Regions from separate parts of the Homo sapiens genome. Here region 1 is linked to region 2. A link is a loop called in an ENCODE intact Hi-C map of the cell type or tissue named here. Cell type or tissue: gastrocnemius medialis. All regions are shown on one strand. Links, peaks and the distances in the headings refer to the core of each region. The heading gives the core; the rest is flanking DNA.

The links. A loop is a pair of places that touch in the nucleus more often than their neighbours do. Peaks named below come from ENCODE experiments on the same cell type or tissue, not always from the same donor. Only the 100,000 strongest peaks of a DNase experiment are listed, where the experiment ranks them.
Region 1: it touches region 2 in a loop (3-fold over the local background); 23 of 110 quality-filtered maps call a loop at or near these places.

The regions. Positions count from the first base shown.
Region 1 is chrX:136,207,080-136,213,745 of GRCh38, reverse strand. FHL1 (four and a half LIM domains 1) reads right to left here. Exons shown (of 6, transcript NM_001159699.2): 3 at 6,556-6,666; 4 at 5,785-5,954; 5 at 5,105-5,291; 6 at 2,392-3,875. The coding sequence ends at 3,721. It also overlaps a transcript of MAP7D3 not described here. Among named protein-coding and RNA genes, the nearest start is that of FHL1, 13 kb to the right of the region's middle. In gastrocnemius medialis, for the core only: a CTCF peak has its summit at 4,263 (motif pointing right); DNase peaks (open chromatin) are centred at 1,715 and 4,258; H3K27ac peaks cover 5,000 bases.
Region 2 is chrX:136,264,554-136,272,425 of GRCh38, reverse strand. No RefSeq gene overlaps it. Among named protein-coding and RNA genes, the nearest start is that of MAP7D3, 17 kb to the right of the region's middle. In gastrocnemius medialis, for the core only: a CTCF peak has its summit at 3,784 (motif pointing right); no DNase peak of the experiment used is centred there.

The sequences.
Region 1 (6,666 bases), core at 1,663-6,662, 59 kb after region 2:
AAGAGACAGAGCTGATATTCAAACCCAAGTTTGTCCCTCAAACTAACACCCCACACTGCTTTGGGAGTGGACATAGTGTCTTGAGGCTTGCAGGGTATGTCACAGACACCAGAGCAGTGTCTTTGGTGCTGGGAATGAAATGTTTGTTGGCATTTAGTGTGTTTACTGGGTGCCAGTCCCCTCACTAAGCACCTGCATTATGTCTCCCACATGGGATTCTGCAAAGTAGAAATTTTACGTCTCACAGGTGAAGGATCAAGCTCAGAGAGGTTAACTTGCCCACAGTCTCATGACTACAAAGTGGCAGAGCAGCCAGGATTTGAACCCTGGTAGCCTGGTGCCAGAGCCCACCCTGTTAACCACAAGCAGAGAGGTTCTTGATATTCTGATCCCATTAATTATGAGGGAGAAAATGTTTCTCTGCTGACAAATTGTTAAGGGGAAATTTACCCTCATTTCTCCTGAGCCTTAGGGGTGTCACTCTTAAAATCGCATATTCAACAAACAAATGCCTTCTAAGTACTGAGCACTGTGCACGATGGTTTTATTGTGATGTGTCTATTTTTTACGACAATTTAGTGTCATGAGTGATATGCTAGAGGTGTGTCTAGGGTGTGGCTTGTCACTTATTAGCTGTGTGACCTTAGGCAAGCTTCTTAACCTGTTTTCTCATCTGGGAAACGGGAGTGATGGTGCGTGTCAGCTGTGATGCGTGTAGGTGCTTCACAAGATGCTGAAGTGTGAACGGCAGGCAGGCATCACGAAGCAAGCAATAGTTAGAAGCTGACTCCGGATAGACCTCAGTCTCCCGGGTGAGGAAGGTGGTGGAGGCGGTCTTGGGACTTTGGGCCAAGTGGCAGAGTAGTGGGACGGGGAATTTTAGGCCAGGGTGCTTTTCCTCAACAGAGCTCAAGCCATCCACTCAGGTTTTGCAGGCCAAGCAGGCTAGAAGGGCAAAGGGATAACAGGAGTGAGGAGGGAAACGAGTGAAGTGCAAACCATAGAATGTAGGGCAGATGCGGAGGGGCATTAGGGTGGGAAGGGGCTGAGAAGGAGGGTGGACCGAGGACTGGAGGGAAAGGAACTGTCGCAGTGAGGAGGAGTTCCGGAATGGGAAAGAGCACGTGGGTAGGAAGGAGAGCATGCGTCTGGATGCTGAAGGCCCAGGGCTCAGCCGAAATGGATTGAGAGCATAAGCCGGGGCCAAAGCCCTTAGTGAAGGCAGATGGGGCCCCCTCTCCATCCCAGGCCTGTCTTCTGTCCCCTCTCCCCGTGGGGCTCCTTTCCTTGCTGCAGCCTCAGGAACTCAGCCCACTCCCTTGGGAGCAGTGAGGGCAGCCACTCCCCATCCCCTGAGCCAGCCTCACTGTCCCTGGGGCCCCACATGACTGGACAGACTTCATTGGTTTCAAGGTTTTCATGGCTAATTTCTGTAAGGAAACACACACAAGGGGATGTGCCACATTCCTAAAAGTGCTCATGGTTTCTTGCTGACAGGTTCAGTTCCCTTCTCAGAAGGCAAACGTTAGCACCAAAGGGCTTCTGTCCTTTGCTTTTATCACCCTCAGCATGTGGCCCAGTTAAGACTAACACCCCCTCCTCCCACCCAGTTCTGCTTGTACTTTGACGAGGGGCCCTTATGGTCTGAAGCCTCTTCCACCAGGAGAGTGCAGCAGACACCTGTCGCATGGGGCCTCTTGTGCTGTGCCGTAAGGGCCACATGGGTGTGGGCAGGTTGGATGACCCAAGAACACGAGCCTCAGAGGTGAACAAAAGACACTGGTGTGTGGTGCTAGTCTAGAAGCAGCGGCAACTGGGGAGCCTCAATGCCAGGCCAACCCCCTGCCTCTGCCCACGGCATCCCTGCATGTTCCCCCTAACTGAAGTGCATGGGCCCAAATGGGCAGCTTCCTTAGTGAGCCACATCCACAAGAAGGAGCGAGGGTGTCATTCAGCTGGCAGGTGGAGGCAGCCGCAGTTGAGATGGTCACGTTCAACCTGGACCCCAGGCTCCAGAGGGCACAAGGGGAAAGGCACACCGAGGAAGCACCCAACAAACAGGGACCAAGATGGCTTCTCAGTGCCATGCTTCATCAGGGATTCCCTCCCTAATCCCCTGGCCAAATCAAACCAATTCATCGTTTTCTTTCTTTTTCAGGGATGTGAAAATCTGGGAAATACTATTTTAGGTCAGAGTGGTTTCTGTTTGTTTTTAATTATTTATTTATCAATCAAGTGTGGTTTTTACAGGTTTGTTTATAATTCCTATGTTCTGTGCGCCTGCACTAAAGTGAGTATATCCTGGAAGGAAAATAAGTCATTTAGGTTTCTGGATTAGGAGTATCACCTTATAGCGATTCCACCAGGCAGAATGAAAAGACAGGAGGCAGGTTATTCATATGCTGCTTTATTTCTGTAAGGATACACTGAAACGTTAGATGATAATAGCTAATGACAGAATGTAGAAATGAGGCATCAGCTTCTCTAACCACTCCTACAAGAATGTTAGTATGTATTGTCATTACATGTTTACTTTTGATATTGTCTCATTATACTATGTCATATAATAATGTAGAATACAGTAAGTAGGTGATCCTGCATTTCAGGTAAGCGGTAGGTGGAAATCCAGATTTCCTCTTGAGGAAAAGTCCTAGGAATCACAACAGAAGGGACTTTGCAGTCCTCATTAACACATGGACAAAGAGCAGACAACTACTACGTTACAAGGGATTCAACTAGTCACTGTTGTGAAATGTCATATCCATGTTGATGACAGCCCTGGCGCCTGCTCAACTCCCCCTCTAGAGTTTTGCGGTTACTTCCGTAGGATGAATTTCAGCACTGCAGGAACATCTGAGGGGGCTAAAATATTTTCATGCAAGTTTCCAAACCCATAAACTATTTTGCTATCAATTAAAACAAAAATATTAATTAAAAACAATAAAAAGGACAGCAGGGTTAGTTTTGTTAAGCTTCCAGAAGTATTCGTTGTGACGATGTTCCTCTGAAACAGGCTCGTTTTCTCAGGTCTTTCTACACTTCCCAAATCACCTGCATGTTCCATGCTTTAAAGTAGGAACGCTCAGAAAACATGCCACACGGGGAAACCAAACGTTAGTACGGGGAAAGGTCAGTTTAGAATTACAGCTAAGTTCAAATGTTAATTTTCTGGAAGTTCGTGTTAGTTATTTGAAAGCACAAAAGAACAGAAGGAAGGGCAGAGTTCTGATGAGGAAGTTAAACCATGCATGTCAGTAGGGTTCTTTTCCTGCTCACAGAAGAGGGTGAGCAGTGAGTTGGAGCAGCCGCTGCAACTCTTGCATGTCGTGTGTCTACACGGTGGGTCCCAGCTGAGGCATGAGAGGCATCTCAGTGGGGGTTTTATCTCCTATGCTTCTTGCTTACATCACTAAGTGGCTAAATGATTAGCACTTTTCTGCTCTATGAGAAACATGCAGAAGAGTCAATCTACCTAAGTTTTCATTTTTAAATTGCAGCCGGACAGAAATTCACTTTGCTGCAGGGTTGCTTTTTGCTAAATGCTAATATGATCACTGTGTGCCCTTATTTGAGTAATACTGTAAAATGGGAGAAAAGACGGAAGGAGAACTTTAAAGAAGGGAAGGACCACTCTTCCCCTATTGATGGTATAGGGCAGAAAGTAAGGACACAAAGAACGAGATTCAAATGCCATTTTACAGGACAGGAGCCCCTGTCAGTTTACAGCTTTTTGGCACAGTCGGGACAATACACTTGCTCCTGGTGGAAAACAAAGCGCTTGTTGGCCAGATTCACGGAGCATTTTTTGCAGTGGAAGCAGTAGTCGTGCCAGGATTGTCCTTCATAGGCCACCACACTGGAGCCTTTACCAAACCCTGGGGGGAAAAAAAAAGAAAAGAAAAGAAAACAAGAGAAACAGCTGAATGAATACAGGTGAGGAAACCACGATTCAGAGAGATAAAATGACGACCTGCCCCACTCACAGACCGACAAGCACGCAAGAGCCAGGTCTGCCTGGCTCCCAGACCCCCTCCTCCACTCCATCGTGCACAGTCCCCCACGCCGCCATTGTCCCCCATGCCGCCGCAACCCTGCTGTGGCTCTCAAGGACCTGAGAAGATGCTGAAGCCCGGCCAAGGGCTTCCCTGATGTAAAGACCCCACGTTCCCATGCCACCACGCTATTGCCCTGTGACGCGCACCGACCTCCCAGCATAACCAGTTTCTTTGATTTAGGTCAGGGCCATGACATCAAAGTGGCCACCAGGAGGCAAACTTGGGCTGTTCGTGGGGTGTGCACTTACCGGGCCTCGAGGAGCTGCTAAGCTTCGATTTTTTCTATAAAGAACCACCACCCACGAGGGACAAGTCCTCTCTCCACCCGGATGCCTGCCCCGGAGGTTGGCGCTGGGAAACAGGGTGAGAGGCAAGCGTTTCCCGTGGCACACTGGGGGCTTCCTAGCTTTAGAGACTGGGTGGCTCACTCTTGACACAGTCCTTTTCCCTGAGGATGGCAAAAGTCTTCTCAAATGTACATTTCAAGGCTCCCCGGGAAGATGGGAAAATTGGAGGCAAGGGAAAGGGCCCAGGGCACGTGGATCGCGGCCGCGAGATGAGGAATGAAGTGATTAGCTTTGCTGATCGCAAAAACAAATAAACAGCAAACCAAAAAAAAAAGAAACCCTGCCAACAGGCATCTCTGAACTAGCCTTCAGCTATGGGGTATTACAATCCCGGGTTATCACTCTTCGGCCTCCCTTACCCCTTCCCCACCCTCCCCCACCCCCTTCTTTCTACCCTCCTCCCACCCCTCCCCCCAGAATCCCCCTGCAAAGTGGCAGTGCCTGCCGGTGTTGGCTGGCAGGTCTCAGGCTTGTGAACTCTCAGCATTGTTAGTCAACAGTCAGGAAGTGTTCTGTATTGCAAAGGCTAACCTGGCCTGGGGACGAATCCAAACTCTTGGGGGGCCTTTGGGACCACAATAGCAGGGGGAGAAGGGCATTCTCTGGGGGCCTTTGTGGATGAAACCGACGACAGGAAAATGAGAGATGGTTACCATGCGCAAAACCTAGCCTGGCAGACTTAGCAAGGACTCTTTAGCCTACCAGTGATGGGGTTCTTGCATCCAGCACACTTCTTGGCCACAAAGTTCTTGTAGCAATCCACGCAGTAATACTGGTCCTCCACAGCGGTGAAACGCTGCCCAGCCAGCTTCTTAGAGCAGGTAACACACACAAAGCAATCGGCATGCCAGGGCTGATCCTGGTAAGTGATTCCTCCAGATGTGATGGCCTAGACCAGGGAGTGTAGCACCGGATTCAGATTCAACAACCATTTTGTTGAATGCCTACTGCGTGCCAGGCACTGTGCTGGGCGCTTTGGTATACAATATCTCATTTAATCTCCACAACAGCCATGGGAGGCAGGGGCTATTATTATCCCCACTTTACAGATGAAGACACCAAGGCTCGGAGAAGGTGAGCCCCTATGTGAGGTTACACAGCCCCTAAGTGGTGGAGGCAGGCTTCTAGAGCCAGGGCTGCCCAGCTCAGCATGCCATACGGGCCACCCGCACCACCAGGCTGAGGATGCGTACTGACAGCCTGACTTGGCTGTGGCACTGCTTCCTAATCCACGATCTCCTCATCTGTAAAACGGGAATAATAATTCCTACGTCACAGGGCTGTCGTGAGGATGGAATGGGATAGTGTGTGTGGAAGTGCTCTGCAAACTGTCAAACACTTCTAGAAACAACGGTCAATGCAGAACTCCCTTGAAAGCATACCTTGTTGCACTTCACGCAATGCTTGGCAAACTTGGTCTCATGGCAAGTCACGCAGTAGAAGTCCTCCCCTTTAGGGAAGAAGCTTCCAGTCCCGATGACTTGCTTGCAGTTACTACAGGTGAAGCAGTCTTTGTGCCAGACGGTCCCCTTGTACTCCACGTTTTGATCTCCTGCAGAGGGAAGCAATTGGATAGCCCCACTGACAGGCTCTGCAGGGGGCTGCATCCACTCAGCTCCCCTCCCCAGGCCCTCCAGAGGTGAGGGGATGCAGGCCCTGCAGTTACTGGCCTCACACCTCCAACTAACCTACCTGTGTTCTACTTGTGCTTGTGCCAACCCAGGATTTCTGTCATGGGTGGGGACCCCAGCATTATTATTTTAGGATCCAGTGCCTGAATCCCCCACTCCCCCACCTCTATACCCTGCGTGCACTTAGACATTAAATCAGGGACTGCCTGGCCCAGAATGACACCCTGAGGAAGAAGCATGCTTTCATCACTTACTACGCCCAAATGAGAAAGCGCTACATACTGTTCACTTCATTCTGTTGCCACAGGCTGTTCTCGCCAGTGTTCTTTAGTCTCCGAGTGTGTGCGTGTGTGCGAGCATATATGTGTACGCATATATACGTGTATGTATATGTGTACATATATATGCTAAGATCTCAAAGCAGCTCAGAGCAACGTTAGCCCCACCATGATAAGCAAGCCCACATCACGTCTGCCCTCAGGGCCTCCTCCCTGGGAACCCGGGGTGGGAAGGAGGCAGTACCTGCCACAATGGCCTTGAAGCACCCCTTGCACTTGGGGGAGTCCTCCCGAGTGGTGCACTTGTTGCACAGGATCTTGTTGTCCTTGGCCACAAAGGTCTCATTGGCCAAGG
Region 2 (7,872 bases), core at 1,109-6,108:
GCCTATAATCCCAGCTACTCAGGAGGCTGAGACAGGAGGATTGTTTGAGGCCAGGAGTTTGAGACAAGCCTGGACAACATAGAGAGACCCTGTCTCTGCAAAAAAACTTTAAAGACTACCTAGGTGTGGTGGCACGCACTTGTAGTTCCAGCTACTCTAGAGGCTGAGGCGGGAGGATCACTTGTGCCCAGGAGTTTGAGGCTGCAGTGAGCTATTATTGCACCATTGCACCCCAGCCTGGGCAACAGAGTGACACTCTGTCTCAAAATAAATAAACAAATAAATGGTTTTTTTAATTGCTCTAATTCTAAAAATTCTTTTTAGTACTAGCTTCTTTGAATTACATATACAAACATACACACACACATGCATGCACACACACACGCATGCACACACACATGCATGATCAGAGGCAGTTTTTTAAATTAAATAATTGTTTTTGAGTGAATTGTACAGTAAAGGCAGATAGCTAGATTGTAGGGGAGCTGTAGCAAGTCGCTGAAAACCTGCCCACATGTCCTGCATTATTACAGTTATGATTCATATAAAATGAGATGAGAACATTTACTATCCTTGCAATCTTCCCTTCACACTCTAAAATGAAGTCTCCATCATTTCTCATTTATTTTGCTGTTGTTTTGTTTTGTTTTGATTTTTAATCACCAACTTGATTCTCAAAGCCTGGAACTCAATTACAAAGTTCATTTTGACTTACCAAATATTTACTGGGTACCTAAAACATGCCAAGCACTAGGCTAGAAAACATGGGAGAATTTCATGTTAAGTAAGACATTCTCTCAACCCCTGGAGGGGAACTTGTGGTCTATGTGCCCCTCAGGCTTGTTTCCGGAAACAGCTGAAAATTCTGCTTGTACTCCAGACTTAGTACATGGAGTCTAGGCATGAGGTGAGTCCTCTATTTTTTTTTTAAAAGAACCCTTTTCTCCTTTGATGACCCTCCAAACACAAAGCTTCCTTTAGTTTCCAACTCACTTCCTCTTTTTTAGCAACATTCTCAGCTTGTATTCAACTATTTCCTGTTCACATTTTCTAACTGTCCTGTTAATTATTCTCTGCCTTAAGAAAAACCATAGAGTAACAACATAAAATATTATACTTGATTTAGTATATATTATTTGCCTAAGGAACCAAAAAAATGTCAAAAGAGGGTCGTGAGAGGTCTAGGCATGGTGGCTCATGCTTGTAATCCCAGCGATTTGGGAGGCCACGGTGGGTGGATTACTTGACGCCAAGAGTTCGAGACCAGCCTGGCCAGCATGGTGAAACCCCATCTCTACTAAAAATACAAAAAAAAAAAAAAATAGCCGGGTGTGGTGGTGCATGCCTGTAACCCCAGCTACTTGGGAGGCTGAGGCAGGAGAATTGCTTGAACCCAGGAGGTGGCGTTTGCAGTGAGCCGAGATGGTGCCACTGCACTCCAGTCTGGGCAATAGAGCGAGACTGTCTCAAAAATAAAGGGGGGGGGGGAGGTGAGAGCAAGAGTAAAATCATTGTAGTGCATATTCGGTTCATATTACATAGATATAGAACAGATGATAGATGAATAGATACATACATACATACATACATACATAGATTCTTGTTTAAGGAACCTCTTCATCTAAATTGGTAATTCAGTGAGAGGAAGAGGGGATTGTATTTGACAAACACAAGAAGGAAGTCCATTTATTTCAGTGAATAATTCTGTGCATGCTTGTTTATTACTGAAGAGAATTTTGTGTGTGAGAGAGGAAGGTTTGAATTACTTAACTACACAGTCAATTCTTAATTATCCATGTTAATAGACAGAAGCGATTACTCTGATAATCTGAAACAACAGATAATCAAAAATTCTTCCCCTTAATTAGTCACCTATCCTCCTACAGTTTGTCTCCCGCTCTATCCCCACCCAGAAAACAATTTTCTGTACATTAGGGAAAATGTTTTCCAGAGGTAATCTCTCCCCTTACAGGCAACTAGCCTACCAAGTGATCCATCAGTTTCCTGAGGAGAGGCTGTAATCCTGGAATGCCTATGTGTTAATTTACAACAAAGTCTAGGGATGGCAAGGAGGGAATCTCTTCCTAGAGTTAAAAATATACATGTCCACTAGTTAGAGGATACACTCACCTCCTGCCTCCTGGTATTAGTGCATCTCAGAAGCCAAGCCTTCAGTGAGTATAGGGCAGTGATTAAGAGCTGAGATGGTCAGGGAGAGCTATGTGACCTTGGGCAAACTGCTTTCTGAGCCTCAACTTACTCAGCTATAAAATAGGGGTCATAATAATTATGACTTCATTGGGCTATTGTCAGATATATGAGATAACGACTGGAAAGTCCCTAACACAATGAATGCCCTTGGTGATATCAGCTATTATTATCATCATTATTGTTATTACTTAGGTTGTTGACAGTGCAAAGAGCTATTCCAGGCTGGGCACAGTGGCTCAAGCCTGTAATCCCAGCACTTTGGGAGGCCAAGGCAGGCAGATCACTTGAGGCCAGGAGTTTGAGACCAACCAGCCTGGCCAACATGGTGAAAACCCATCTCTACTAGAAATATTTTAAAAAATTAGCTGGGTATGGTGTCATGCGCCTGTAATCCCAGCTACTTGGGAGGCTGAGGCATGAGCCTCTCACTTGAACCCGGGAGGCAGAGGAGGTTGCAGTGAGCCATAATTGTGCCACTGCACTCAAGCCTGGGCGACAAAACCAGAATCTGTCTCGAAAAAAAAAAAAAGGAATCATTGCAAGAATGGGGGCCATCCAAACTAGGAGCTGTGAGTTTGCTGCAAATGATTAATAATAATAATAAAATATTTTGATTTTTAAAAATACATTCTAGCAGATTCAAGTTATCCTGCAATAAGCTTTGCTTCTCATCTCACTTCTGATATTCTTTCCTAATAGCAGAGGAAACCGTAAGATTAGATCTGGTGCACTGGGAGCCCTGGGCACTCCCTGATGGGTGGGAATGTATCTGATGAAGATTGAGATCTGTTGACTGGGGGGCCTTTATACTCAGCCTGACCTCTCTGAGTCCTGATGAGAGATTTCTTCCCTCATCCCAGTAGAGAGCATCTTCTAGTGCCTGAAGCTCCCAACAGCTTCAGTTTCTCCAGATTTCCAGCCAGACCACCCATTTCTCCCTACCAGAACGACTTGGCTTCCTTATATATGTTCATATCATTGATGGTATCTCCTAATATTGCTCCAGACTGAAGGTGATTTTGCAAATATCTAATCTCATCCATTTTGGGTGGATTTGATCAGACCAGGTTTCAGAGTTCTGAGACTAGTCTTCTGTCAGTCTTGCCTATGTTAACTACCTTTGTGACCTTGGTCAAATCCGTTTTCTTCTGTGCTATGACCCGGGCTGCCTTAGAAATTCTCTGATGATGGTTCCTTCCTGCTCAGACTTAGGGTTCTAGGATTCCAGCTGGGAGAGGGAGAGGATCAGTAGGAAAGGACACAGTGTAAGCAGATGTTTGGAGGAAACCAAAGACTTCCTACTTAACACTTAAAGACCTCCTACTTAAAGACCTCCTCTTTAATAACTCCTACTTAACACTGCCCAGAGTAGCTCTTCTCCTGATCCCATTTTTCTCAACGGAAGAGATATTGGCTTGCATATACTGAAGCAAATGCTGCAATTTTAACATATTAGTGAAATCTCATAAGTTATTAATATTTGGTAAACTGGATGATTTCTGGTCTTTTTCCCTGGGCCTCCACAGAAGGGCCTGACCTTGCATGATAGCCATCTTCCTTTTACTCGCTAGGTGGCAGCAACACTCAGCTTTGCCAAACAGGAAAAAGGGTCCTTATTGTCATTTCTGTGATGATCTCTGCCATCTGTATGTTTGATTTGGGAGCACCTTGATACTTTGCATTTCTATTTTTATTTTTCTGGACAACTAAAGTTTAACTCCAGTTACAAGTAATCACAAATAACTGTAAGGATTTCAGAAAAAGGAATTGAATGTAAAGCCAGGAAACAACCAGCACAGTAACTGATGAATGGATGATGAAATAGAGCTGGAAAGACTTGCCCAAAGTCATACAGGTAGTTAGTGGCAGAGTGAGAACTAGAAGTCTGTCTCAACTCTCAACCCCAACCTCTTGCCCATTTTTTTCTTTTGGGAGGTGAATATACCCAATAGTTTCATGGAGTAACTATGGACCCTGGGGCAGATTCGTTAACCTCTCTAGGCCTCGAGTTCTTTGTCTGTAGTATGGGGATAATGATAGTAGCTACCTCATAGGATTCTATCAGAATTAAATGAAACTATGCCTGCAAGGGGCAGGGAGGCACGTCATACTCAGGCAGGTGTGTCACCCACAGGAATGGGCAGCATACACTGGGATGCCTGATGGCATTTTGGACCACAGCTTTCTTTGAGAGAGTCTCATACAACACTCCGCACATAATTTGCCTTCTTTTTTCCACATACAGGACAGTGCATGCATTTTTAACAAACACATTTAAGCTATATTCCAAAAATAAGAAATGAGAAAGGGGGACTGATGTCCAATGAAAGGATGTCCAAGGCCTCTTTCAATGTTAACAGTCTCTGAATGCAATGTGTCTAACTCCAGGTTTCTCTCTTAGCAGAGGAAGTGGGAGAGAAAGTGCCTCCATCAGTTGCTATCACATTGCCTCAATAACCCACCTATAACAAAGACCTGAGGTAGAATAGTTGGCTTTCCCTGATTATTCTCTGAGTATTCTAGGACAGTCTCTGAGTACCACACCTGGTACTCTGGCTCCCTTAAAATATGCACAAAACCATCATGAACAGAAACATCAATACAAGTGAGTCTCATACAGGTAAGCATTGCATTTGCAAATATCGCAGTGTAATCATAATCAGGATCCATTCTCAGAAATTTTTTTTTTTTTTTTTTGAGACAGAGTCTCACTCTGGCACCCAGGCTAGAAAACAGTGGCGCCATCTCGGCTTACTGCAAACTCCACCTCCCGGGTTGAAGTAATTCTCCTGCCTCAGCCTCCCAAGTAGCTGAGACTACAGGTGCGCACCACCAGGGCATGCTAATTTTTGTATTTTTAGTAGAGATGGGGTTTCGCCACATTGGACAGGCTGTTCTCGAACTCCTGACCTCAAGTAATCTGCCCACCTCGGCCTCCCAAAGTGCTGGGATTACAGGTGTGAGCCACCATGCCCAGCCATCAGAAATTATTCTTAGGACCAAAGCTACTGAGTATCTCCAGAAAGCCTAGGGCTGAGCCGGTTTTGTGGCTGGTAGAGTCCTACAGAATCACTGTAGCTAAATTAAATCCAAGTGATCTCAATGCCTTTCAGTTACAAAGTGCATATGTTATTTGTGTAATGTTTTGTTCATTTTTTACAAGGCACTTTGGGAGTATTTTTAATCTCATTTGATCCTTAAAACAACACTGGAGTTAGTGTGGCAGGTTGTAAGTCACCATCTCATAAATGAGAAGAATATGAGAGGCAGAACAAGATCAAGTACAAAGGCCTTCAAATCAGACAGACTTGAGTTCATATCATAGCTCTGGTACTTCCCAGCTGTGTGACTCCAAGCAAGTTAAATGGTCTTTCTAAGCCTCAGTTTCCTCCTCTGCAAAAAGGGGCTAATAGAGTTCGCTCCAGGGGTTGTTCTGAGGATTAAATAAGATAGTGAATGGAGGCAAAGGGTCTTGATATTTTTTTAATTACTTATTATAATTAAATCATTGACTATTTGTAACAGAAGTCAGGACAGGCACCCCAAATCCAGTGGGCTAAATGTTCAAATTCAAGGATATGGATTCACAGATCCAGAGTCAGACTTTTCTCGCTAAAAAAAAAAAAAAAAAAAGACAGTCTTTTCTTATTAGCTAATCTTTGATACCAAAATCACCTTTTTGTCCATGAATTTGTGTATCTCCAATGTTTGATTTGGCGAAGGACTTTTCATGTTCCCACTTCTGTGTGTGGGTTTTGTGAGATTTTGCCTAGTATTGATATGCAGAAACTGTTTGTCCTGTTGTGTATCAGCATGGCCATTTCTGCTCCAAGATTCTGCACAGAAAGAGTAAGTTAGAAAAAGGCCAGGAAGGCCAGGCACGGTGACTCATGCCTGTAATCCTAGCACGTTGGGAGGCCGAGACGGGTGGATCATCTGAGGTCAGGAGTTCAAGACCAGCCTGGCCAACATGGTGAAACCCCATGTCTACTAAAAATACAAAAATTAGCCAGGTGTGGTGGTGTGTGCCTGTCATCCCAGCTACCTGGGAGGCTGAGGCATGATCCTCTCTGTTGAACCCAGGAGGCAGAGGCTGCAGTGACCTGAGATCCTACCAAGGCACTTCAGCCTGGGCAACAGAGCAAGACTTTGCAAAAAAAAAAAAAAAGACAGAAAGAAAAGGCCAGGAAAGCACTAACAGTGCAGAAGACAGGGTGGGGTAAGTAGGGGTGGGGAAGGAAGTTTCAGCCAAGAATTCTCAAGTTGCTTTTCTATGCCTGGAGAGAAGAGTTAAACCACGTTTTTTTCCCAATAGTATAGACTCGATGGGGTGCAGTGGCTCAGGCCTGTAATCCCAGAGCTTTAGGGAGCTGAATCAGGAGAATCACTTGAGGCCAAGAGTTCAAGGCTGCAGTGAGCTATGATTGTGCCACTGCACCTCCAGCCTGGGCAACAGAGTGAGACCCCGTCTTTTAAAAATAAAAAATAATATTGTCTCCCCATCACTGATGACATGCAGACACACTGAACTGGTGGTATTTCTCTGGAGAGCAATTTGGTTTGAAAGCTCTTTATACCTCTGCCCCCATTGCTGAGACCACATTCCGAAGAAACAATCCCCAAAGGAACAAGGGGATAGAAGGTGAAAAACTGTGTAAGATCATTCCAAGCCCAGCTGTTTATAATGGTGAAAAACTGAAAACAATCCAAATGTTCAATAATGGTAGAATGTCTTAAAAATGTAGTCTATCGACCAGATGGAATGCTATTTAGGCATTAAAGTGGTAAGTATGTGGTAAGTTAAGTGAAAAAGGCAGATCACAACATGGTATGGACATAAACATTATAACTATGTAAACCTGATATGTAGACATTAATATAAAGGAAAGAGGCCGGGCGTGGTGGCTCACGCCTGTAATCCCAGCACTTTGGGATGCCGAGGCCAGCAGATCACCTGAGGTCAGGAGTTCCAGACCAGCCTAGCCAACATGGTGAAACCTCGTCTCTACTAAAAATACAAAAATTAGCCGGGCGTGGTGGCAGATGCCTGTAATCCCAGCTACTCGGGAGGCTGAGGCAGGAGAGTCACTTGAACCCAGGAGACAGAGCTTGCAGTGAGATGAGATCACGCCACTACACTCCAGCCTGGGAGACAAGAACGAGACTCTGTCTCAAAAATATATATGTGTGTAAAGGAAAGAAAACGTGTGTAGTGTAGGGAACGAGCTACTGTGCATGCCACTTTATAAATATTATCTCATTTAATTCTCATAGCAACTAATCATTTTGTTCTTTTTTTTTTTTTTTTTTGATACAAGTTCTTGCCCTGTCACCCAGGCTGGAGTTCAGTGGCACGATCTCGGCTCACTGCAACCTCCACCTCCCAGGCTCAAGTGATTCTCCTGCCTCAGCTTTTGAGTATCTGGGACTACCAGGCATGTGCCACAGCATCTGGCTAATTTTTGTATTTTTTTTTTGTAGAGATTGGATTTCACCATGTTGCCCAGTCTGGTCTCGAACTCCTGAGCTCTGGTTATCCACCCACTTCGACCTCCCAAAGTGCTGGGATTACAGACGTGACCCACTGTGCCCGGCCACCATTTTGTTCATTTCTATACACACAAAAAAGCTGCTGGGGATGACTGCAGTGTCTCACACCTA